Linked DNA regions of Homo sapiens: region 1 is linked to region 2. A link is an interaction called in ENCODE POLR2A ChIA-PET data of the cell type or tissue named here. Cell type or tissue: MCF 10A. All regions are shown on one strand. Region 1 overlaps TP63 (tumor protein p63). Region 2 overlaps TP63 (tumor protein p63).

Region 1 (5,000 bases), 140 kb before region 2:
TCAATGTGGGTATCACTCATTTTTATAGAATCCTTCTATTAATGCAATTTCTGATCATTACTGGATTATTTTAGAGGCACATTACCTTCTTTGTGACCTTTGCCTTTTCAGTTAGACTTGGAACATATTTCCACATGTTTGGAGTTTGTCCTGAAGATGCTTTTTTGACTGGACTCCTGAACCCAATGTGTTACATAATAGAAAACTGGAGTTGTCACTCTCAGGAACTGCTCCACCAGAACAAGCACGATATAGAGTGATTTAAATTATTCACAGTATATTTAACCTTCTTCACTACTGCCAGAGATTTAGAAAGGTAATTGATTGTGGCTCGGTGCAGTGGCTCACACCTGTAATCCCAGCACTTTGCAAAGGCTGAGGCTGGTTGATCACCTGAGATCAGGGAGTTTGAGACCATCCTGGCCAACATGGTGAAACCCTGTCTCTATTAAAAATACAAAAATTAGCCGGGCGTGGTGGTGCACGCCTGTAATCCCAGCTACTCGGGAGGCTGACACAGGAGAATCTCTTCAACCCGGGAGGTGGAGGTTACAGTGAGCTGAGATCATGCCACTGCACTCCAGCCTGGGTGATAGAATGAGACTCCATCTCAAAAAAAAAAAAAAAAAAAAAAGAAAAAGAAAAAGAAAAGAAGAAAGGTAATTGACTGTGTATGGCAACTCAGGATTTCTCAACCTGGGCAATTGACATTTTGAACTGAACAATATTTTGTTGTGGGAAGTTGTCATATGCATTTGTAAGGTGTTTAGGAACATCTCTGGCCTCTTTCCATTAGATGCCAATATGACACTTCTGCTTCCCAAGCTGTGTCAACCACATATGTCTCAAGATATTTCCAAATGTTTCTTGGGGGCCAAAATTGCCTCTGGTTAAGAAACGCTGCTTTAAATAATCAGTTTTCCTGTTTAAGCTTCAGGGTTCCTATCTGTAAAAGGAAAGCATGTTTCTCACACTAGCTGTGTAAGAGTCTATACTACAGTCCTCTGGTATCTACAGCACTAGATGTTTCCTTCTAAAGACCATTCTCTTTTGTTTTTCTGTTGTTGTCCTTTGGGTTTCTGTTGTTATTTACTATAGAAATAGGCCAGTTAAAAAAACTAAGTGACTAATAGAAACATAGAATATCGTACCTAGAACCATTCAAATAGATCATCTTGCCCAAGTCAATTATGTTCAAGGCAAGTGTGCTTTTCAAGATCAAGCTTGTTAATGTCAGGACTGAAATACAGATTTCTTCATCATTTCTTTCTGACACAATTCAATGCTTTTCTTTTATTGCTACGGGTTGTCATCTTCGGAAGCACCTATAATCTTACCTTAATAACATTATTTCTAGCACTCTCTATTATTTTATTGATAAACAGCAACTGTGAGGTAACACTGATGTGACTGAATATGTAACAAACTTACCTGAGTTTACCTCTACACACCAGTATTCTCTTCTTAAAAGTTATTTCCATATGGACTTGACATTCACTTGAACAAATACAAAATACTTTTGAAACAGCTTTAGATTTTGTGTTAGAATATGTGCCTCTTGTTTTCCTTCTTTTTTCTTTTATTTTCTCCTCTTTCCCTCTGTTCTCTATTTCTTTCTTCTTTTCATCCCTTCTTTATTTCTTTTACCTTTTTATTTCCATCTCGTCTTCTTTCCTTTTTTCTTCTTCCTCTCTTCTCCTTTTCATCCTTCCCCTTCCTCCCTCCCCACTTTTATTTACTATGTGTTACACCTCATTACAAAAGGAATGTGGCATAACTTACAATTAATAGGCTAAAAATAGGCAGTAATCACAGTGAAAAAATATAGCTTTTCCTCATTCCACAAATGAAAAGAAATTCTACATTATTTAATAACTATAAAAATTATATATAAATGCATTTTATTTTTGGACTTGGGAGAGAAGAAAAGACTCTATGAACAACTGAGCAATAGGGGGAAACAGGATGGTCATCACAGAATCATTGATTCAGAGACAATCCAGAACTGTGAAAAGTGAAGATACGGAGATGTTGCGAGCAATGACCTGTCAAAAGCTGCTCACAGCTATGAGTGGCCAATCTGTTTACTGAACTCCTTCTCAAAACGTGTCTTTTCTCTCTCCTTCAGGCAGATCTAGCATGGATTAAATCACTGTGGAGCCAGCCAGTAGCAAGTGTATTCAAATCTATTTAATATGGTCTTAATACCCGTACAAGAGAGTCATGTCCTGTAAATGGACGAGTATTATGAAAATCTTTAGAAAAGGGTACATCTGAACCTTTCCTGCCAGCACCCCCTCAAACAAAAATCAGTGTTTTCAGGAGAATAACTATGTTACAGGTGCTTGTTACCTACAACCTTTGGCTTATATCTTATCTCAAGCATCTACTCCGTTATGTGGCTTCATCAATAAAATAATTGAAATAGATAGGATGACTGTTTCTTTGACTCCAGAATTTCATATCTTATACTATTTAAGGAAAGGTGATTAATGAAAACAAAGTGATTTATAAAGTATATACATTTTAGAATTTAAACTAATTCTTCCAATTGCTTGCACTAATCCATTGAAGGTTAGCTACTCTTCCCTACGTTCGTATTCTGCAGAATGATTTCAGATTGAGGAACAGACACCCAAGAAAATGTTTTCCCCCAAATACACATTAATTAAAACCAAGGGAGAAGAGAACAAGGTGTGACAGCTTTTCTGTGTGAATTAAGCTGGGTAAAATACCTGAACCATGAATCTTTATTTGTGGAATGATAATAGCTAAATCCAAATAGGGTTTTGCACCAACAAATTATTCTACAAATCATGGAGTGCTTCGTATACTAAAAAAAGGAGTTATTGAACGGAATTTGGATGGGGACGATTATTCTGAATTTGTGCTACTCTAAAAGGTAAGAAAATTATGGTAGATATTAGGCCTTATGTTTTGCCTATTTGAATATATACGGCTATAGTAAAATGGAAAGCAGTAGAGGTAGAGGTAAATAAAACAATCTGGACTTAGGGTAAATGATAGCTCTCTGATCATTAGATGTGCATTTGGAGCAGATTAACTCACGGTGCCTGGTGTTCTCATTTCTAAAATGTAGGTGGTGATAACAAAGATAATATATGCCTACCTCACAAGGTCGTTGTGAAGGTTCAGTGAGTGAATAGATGAAGATGATTTTAAAAAGTTTCTGACACCTCAACAACACCGTTTTAGTGTTATCTTTTATTACATGGCCATATTGTTTTATGCATTCAAAAGATGTACATGAAATTATCTAAACTATCTGAGGTTTAAGAGGTATAGCTCAGAGTGCCATGGACTATAATAAAGTATGTTGGTGTTATTTCTTCCAGACTATTAAACAGCGGAACAGAAATGTGACTAAGATCAACCCAATAGTATATCCTTCACTTCCTTTGAATATAGTTTTCTCATTTTACATAAGCTTTTAATCTTAGAACAGTATACAATTTACAGAAAATTTGGAATGATAGTCAAAGGAGTTTCCACATAACCCACACCCAGTTTTTCCTATCACTAACATCATACATTATTATGGTATATTTGCCACAACGAATGAACTAATAGTGATACATTATTTTTAACTAAAGTTCATGCTTTATTCAATTTTTCTTTGTTTCACCTAAGTGTATTTTGCTGTTCCAAGACCTTATTCAGAATACCACGCTGTATTTAGCCATCATGTTGCCTTAGGTTCCCCTTGGCTGTGATATTTTCTCATACTTTTCTTGGTTTTGGTAACCTTGACTGTCTTAAGGCATGCTGTTCAGAAATTTAATAGAATGCCCCTTAATTAGACTTTGCATTTTTTAATGATAAACCTGGGTTTATGTTCTTTGGGGAGGAAGACCATGCAGGTAAAGTGCCATTTTCAACACATTATATTAAGGGTACATACTATCAACATGAATTTTCACTGTTGATGGTAATACTGATCACCTGGCTGAGTCATGTTTGTTAGGTTTTTTCACTTTGAGGTTAACTCTTTTTTCCTCTTTTTCCATGCCATACTCTTTGAAAGGAGGCCAGTATTTACAGCCTTTTTTTTTTTTTTTTTTTTTTTTTTTTTTTTTGAGACAGAGTCTCGCTCTGTCTCCTAGCCTGGAGTGCAGTGGCGTGATCTTGGCTCACTGCAACCTCCAACTCCTGGTTTCAAGTGATTCTCCTGCCTCAGCCTCCTGAGTAGCTGGGATTACACACGCCCGCCACCACACCTGGCTAAGTTTTGTATTTTTAGTAGAGATGGGGTTTCACCATGTTGGACCAGGCTGGTCTTGAACTCCTCAGGTGACCTGCCCACCTTGACAGCCTATTCTTTAAGAGTGGAGAGTTATTTTCTATCTTCTTGAGGGTAGAATATCTACCTAAATTATTTGGAATTTTTCTGCATGGGAGACGTCTTTTTTCTCACTTTTGTTAATGTATCTGAATATTTATTTATATCATTATAAACTCATGGATAGTTATGTTATACATTGGAATATAATTAAATACTACTTTATTTCCTCGCTCCATTGCTCCAGTTTTGGCCATTGAAAGCTCTTTCAGTTAGTTCCTGTGTCCCTTTGATATACTCATATTATTTTGAGCATGGTTTTAAATTTTTTGTTTGTTTGTTTGTTTTTCTTTAATTTGTGGTGCTACAAGATGTTTCAGGCTCATCTTATATATGTCCTGCTTCAGTCATAGAAGCAGCTACTTATCCAAGGATCTCTGGTTTCTTTTACTGGAGGATAGTTTTAGAAACCAAGAACTGGGCATTAGGTTTTCTCATTGCTGCTGGGTGTTGTTGCTTCTAGGCTGTCTCAGCTGACAGAGCAAGGAAATATATGGATATATACTGACCCATGTATATGCACATATCTATAAATATTTCTATGTGGAACTAGCTGTACCTATGCTGATTTCTCCAACTTTTATTCAACCACATGGATCATTCTAGCCTTTTTGCCTTGTTTTTCTGTATCCTCCCACAC
Region 2 (5,000 bases):
CGCCTAATTTTTGTATTTGTAGTAGAGACAGGGTTTCACCATGTTGGTCAGGCTGGTCTTGAACGCCTGACCTCATCATCCACCTGCCTTGGCCTCCCAAAGTGCTAGGATTACAGGCATGATCCACCACGCCCAGCACTATAATGCTTTTAATAGAGGGAAATGAATCTTCAGATGATGTCAGCATCCTAATTTTTTTTCTCCTCTTGGGGTTTTTCTAAATGACTGGCAAATGGAAAACCTGAAAGTTACCTGAGACTTCTCTGCATCGGGCTTGTTGGGGTATACTGTTCTTCTTATAATCAACCCCAGGGACTGACAGATGGACAGTTGTTAGAGACAAAGTCCTCAATCCAAGGAGGTCACTCAGGGCCAACTTTCCTTAGTATATATCGTTCATTACATTAGTTGGTTATATTACCTGTAGTACAACTCAAGTACAATAGCTGCAGGAGGAGACAGCTCGCCAGCTAAACCTAAAAGTTACAACAGTGACATAGCAAGCAAGGGTAAAATAAAAGGCTCTTGACTTATTCCTTCATTTTTTAATAAAGCATGAAGTTTGACATAAATTTTAACCTCTGGCCGCATAGTCAGTTATGCTTATTATCTTGTGTGTATTATTATGCTGTCAGGAGTTGGCCACTGATGACCAACTCCAAAATTTAGATGATAGAGATAAAACTGGTAGTTAATATATGTTGAGTACCAGGTCAAAAACTCCATAAGACACTTTACACTGTGGGAACTGGTTCATGTAACAGTTCTCCAGGATGGAGGATTAATATTCCCATTTCACAGATGCAGAGTTATGTGTCTTTCTAGACCTGACAACACCTGTCACCTACCAAATGAATAGAGAGCTATGCTATAAGTCTAGGGATGAGTGATCCTTGGATGCAGAGCACTTCCTACTAGTATTCTGACTTTTACTATTATGCGTCTGTTACTATTTGACAGCTCTCATTTTTGCCTGTCCAAATTTAAGCACGTTTAATGAGATAAAGAGAGCAGAGGCAAAGGTGAGACTGGATCTTCCCTTGTATCTTATTGATAGAGAGTAAATCGAATCCAATTTGCTAAGGCCTTCTCTCTCCTTTCATGTTTCCTCACTTTGCCTCCACCACCATGAGGTTGAAAAATGAGTTTCCATTTAGTTTAAGCCTTTTGTTATTCATTACTTAATTTTGCTTCTATTTCCCTCTTCTATCTATGACAAATTCAGCACAGTGAGGGGAAGAAACAGTGATGATAGTGATGGCCTCAAGAAGAAAACAGGGTGACTGAGTAGGAGCAAATAAGTATCTCAGACCAGCATATAAACAAGTTCATTTGTAGTGTAAAAGAACATTATGCCTTTGGCTTGAAAACTGCCTTTCCAATTTATGAGCATGTTTAGGATTATGTAAGTACAGTGTCTTCATAACAAGCCCAACACCTCTTACCCAAAGAATGCAAAACGCTTTGCAAACAGTAGAACTCACAATTCCCCTGTGACCTGGGGACTTATATGTATTTTCATGCATTATTTTTTATAGATTGAGAAGTGAACTTGAGACCTACCAATCTGTCCACGTTGACAAAATAGATCCAATACTAAACTCTTAATTCCAGCTTCCTGTCTTCTTAGAAGCAGATCACACTGAAAGAGGAATCTTATGTCAAGGGTAGCAATTTTCTCTCTCTCTTTTTTTTTTTTTTAAAGAAAACACAAATTACATAGTAGATATATTTGCATAAAGGTAGATCTTGAAAACATTTAATTAAGACAGCGGTATCTATTTCCAGGAAAAAATAGAAAAGCCAGATCTCTACTCCACTGAATTTAAAAATTAGAGCAGCATTTTGCAGTTAAAAACGATTATTATTTTGCATTCTGCCATTTGTCTTTACATGAAGAATGCCTGAATTCAGAATGGAAAATATTTTCTTTTGAAAAGTGCATAGGAAAGAATTGTTATAAAGCAAATGTGTTCAGAATGTATGTAGATATTAATTATAAGTAAAAGTAAAAGAAGTAGGATGTATGTGAGCGTATGTGCATTTGTGTTGCAGATAAACCGATTTTGAAGGTTGAGAGACATGACGATACTTGTTAGGTATGAGGGAGACAAGACCAGAGGCGCCGGGAAGCTTGACTACCGTGGAGAGCTCAGTTGAGACTTGTCTTTGCCCATGGCCTGCAGCGCTTATGTAGAAATTGGGGATGCTTTTACTCGTTCCAAAGCCTAACCTGATCAGACCTGCCCAGGTTGGAGTTTGGGAAAAAAAGTGTTTGAAGTAAACAGGAAAATTACTCACCTTAATGATGTGTCTTACTGGCACTGACAGTGCTTTGATAGTCTGACAGTCTTTTTTTTTAAGTTTTGGGAGGAAAGACAGGGGAAATTATTAATATGATTTTTGGAAAACATAGATTCTTATGCTTATGCACTTGCTAATAAGGTGGAAAAAGTGGGCTTTGCACCATTTACAGTTATGGACTCGCGTTTCCTCCTAATAAAGTCTATATCAGGAATTTTCCATTAGGAATTTCTACCAAAAAGAAAAGAAAATACGTTACTGTTTATTTTGTGTACTTGTGCCATGTATCTCCACAATTGCGCTGTGGCTGTTCACACAGAACAGATTCTTCCTAGCACTTGGGCTGTGGGTTCCCAAACTTGCAGGTCGCTTTCATCTGTCTGGTGATTAAGACCATAAACCAAGTGGTGTGATGAGAGAGTTTGGTGCTCTAGACAGAGCAAGCACACCCTTTTTTCATAAGAAGCACAATTCTTAAATCTCTGCACCTAAATCTTTCCTTAGGATGGGTCAGTTTTTTGGAAAAAGCAATTATATATGTTTTGATATTTTGTTGAAACATAATAGATGTTGATTTCATATGGTTTTTTTCCTTTTTTTTTTTTTGTCTTTGCTAAATGTCAAACGGTACATTTTTTCTAAGCTTGAAGACAGAGAACTGGGTCATATGTCTCTAAACATTTAAATCTTCACTGAGATAGGGAAGAGTGACCTGATCTTATGGATCGTCCGAGTCCTGTGAGACAAAAATGCTGGGTTTTTCATGCAGTCCCTAATTCACTTTGACCTTGGTGGAGGGAGTCAAATCTCCTAGTTTGAGATCCCACACATATAAAGCTCTAGAGTTTCAGGATTAAAATCTTCTTAACTTTATATTCTCAGATTCTGTATAGCTTATTAAACTAGATGGAGGGTCTAGTTATACTGTCTAGAAGGACATAGATGAATAGTTATATTTTATAAAAATTAAACTCCTAATGATAAAAGGCTAAATGGGGAGAGAATAAATTATAGTTTATGAAGGCATGTAAAACAAAAGATGTCTGCCAATTTCCTCTCTTTGGTTCTCTGACTGGGAATAACTGTATCGTTTTTACTTTTTTTGTCCTAACTGTGTCCTAATTGTAAATGAATCTGGTGCCCAGTAAAATCAAATGAATAGAAATACTTACCATGGTGTGTATATACCAGCCTCCTGGTGTCTCAGATATAATTAACATAATGAAAGCATTGCAATACATTCTTACCGAAGGCTCAGTTCCTGTCCTGTCAGCAACTGTTTGCCTACAACTAAAGCAAGTCTGGGTTCAAAGCATTTTAAAATGTTCCAAAAAAGTGGGGAAGGCGGCTGGGTGCAGTGGCTCACACCTGTAATCCCAGCACTTTGGGAGACCGAGGCAGGTGGTCAGGAGTTCGAGAACAGCCTGGCCAACATAGTGAAACCCCATCTCTACTAAAAATACAAAAAATTAACTGGCCATGGTGGCAGGTGCCTGTAATCCCAGCTACTTAGGAGGCTGAGGTAGGAGAATCACTTGAACTCAGGAGGCAGAGGTTGCAGTGAGCCAAGATCGTGCCATTGCACTCCAGCCTGGGCCACAGTGCGAGACTCCATCTCAAAATAATAATAATAATAATAATAATAATAATAATAATAATAATAATAATAATAATGTAAAGTGGGGAAGGCAAGATTTGGCTCACGCGTCAGACTTCCTATCAATGGGTCTATCTTTGAAGCAAGTGCTCAGAGTGTCTATTCCTTTGATCACACGGGTAGTGGTTTATTTCCATGAGTATTTGCTGTTTTCAGGAGATTTCACTTTGGGTTTTGTCCATATTCCACATTCAGGAAACTGTTAATTTTGGAAGAAGAGATTGTTTTTACTTGGTTCTTCTAAGGAAATTAATCAAATGTACACGTGCAACTTAAAATCAAAGAATCCCTGTTTTAAGAGGAGTTTTTCTTATTTCAACTGGCAAACAATATGAAACTGAATGTACCCAAAGTGTTGGAGGTTTACAAACATGATCAGCACTTGTTAATGACAATTTTCTCCTAAGAAAATGGAATGCTACCTTCTAGCATGGGGACTTGTAGGCAGTATTTCTGTGTTTGCTAGCCTTGGAAAGTATAACTCTTATAGGGTTGGGCAAAGCAAAGCGTTTTTGCTTTGTAACCTGTAGAAATGATTACGTAGTGTAATTTGGTTATTTAATATAATTTGTTAATAATTCTCATTCATCTACCAGAAACTTAAAACTTGGTACTATCCTGCTAATTTGGTTTTGGTAATGTCTCTTTTCCCTAATTTTAATATCCCTGTTCCTTGGCAAACCCATCCATACACCTACCTGTTGTTCAACTGGTGTGATAAGCCCCATCAGTGCTCCTAGACATTTTCTTTTCCTACTCTTCCTCTTCAGTGTCAGGCAGAAGGATCTTTCTAACACTCGCCTCAGTTCATGGATTGCTGATGGTCCATTGTTGGTGACTGCATGATGACCTGTAAGCATGTCACACTCTGACCAAAGTGTTTGTATTTGGCCCAATTCCCCACGGCTAATAATAATCCCTTTCTGTTTGGAAAATGTCTTATATTTTTCAAAACACACACATATATGTATTATCACATTTAATCCTCATAACAAACCTGTCACATTGGCAGGTGTTATTCTCACTTCTCACATGCAAA

The links. Peaks named below come from ENCODE experiments on the same cell type or tissue, not always from the same donor. Only the 100,000 strongest peaks of a DNase experiment are listed, where the experiment ranks them.
Region 1: POLR2A ChIA-PET joins it to region 2 with 5 read pairs; 2 of 35 experiments call an interaction of 5 or more read pairs at or near these places.

Annotation. Positions count from the first base shown.
Region 1 is chr3:189,690,727-189,695,726 of GRCh38, forward strand. The region is part of intron 1 of TP63 (tumor protein p63); the gene reads left to right. Among named protein-coding and RNA genes, the nearest start is that of TP63, 62 kb to the left of the region's middle. In MCF 10A, no CTCF peak of the experiment used is centred here; no DNase peak of the experiment used is centred here.
Region 2 is chr3:189,831,992-189,836,991 of GRCh38, forward strand. All of the region lies in intron 4 of TP63 (tumor protein p63), which reads left to right. Among named protein-coding and RNA genes, the nearest start is that of MIR944, 4.6 kb to the left of the region's middle. In MCF 10A, no CTCF peak of the experiment used is centred here; DNase peaks (open chromatin) are centred at 2,190 and 2,640.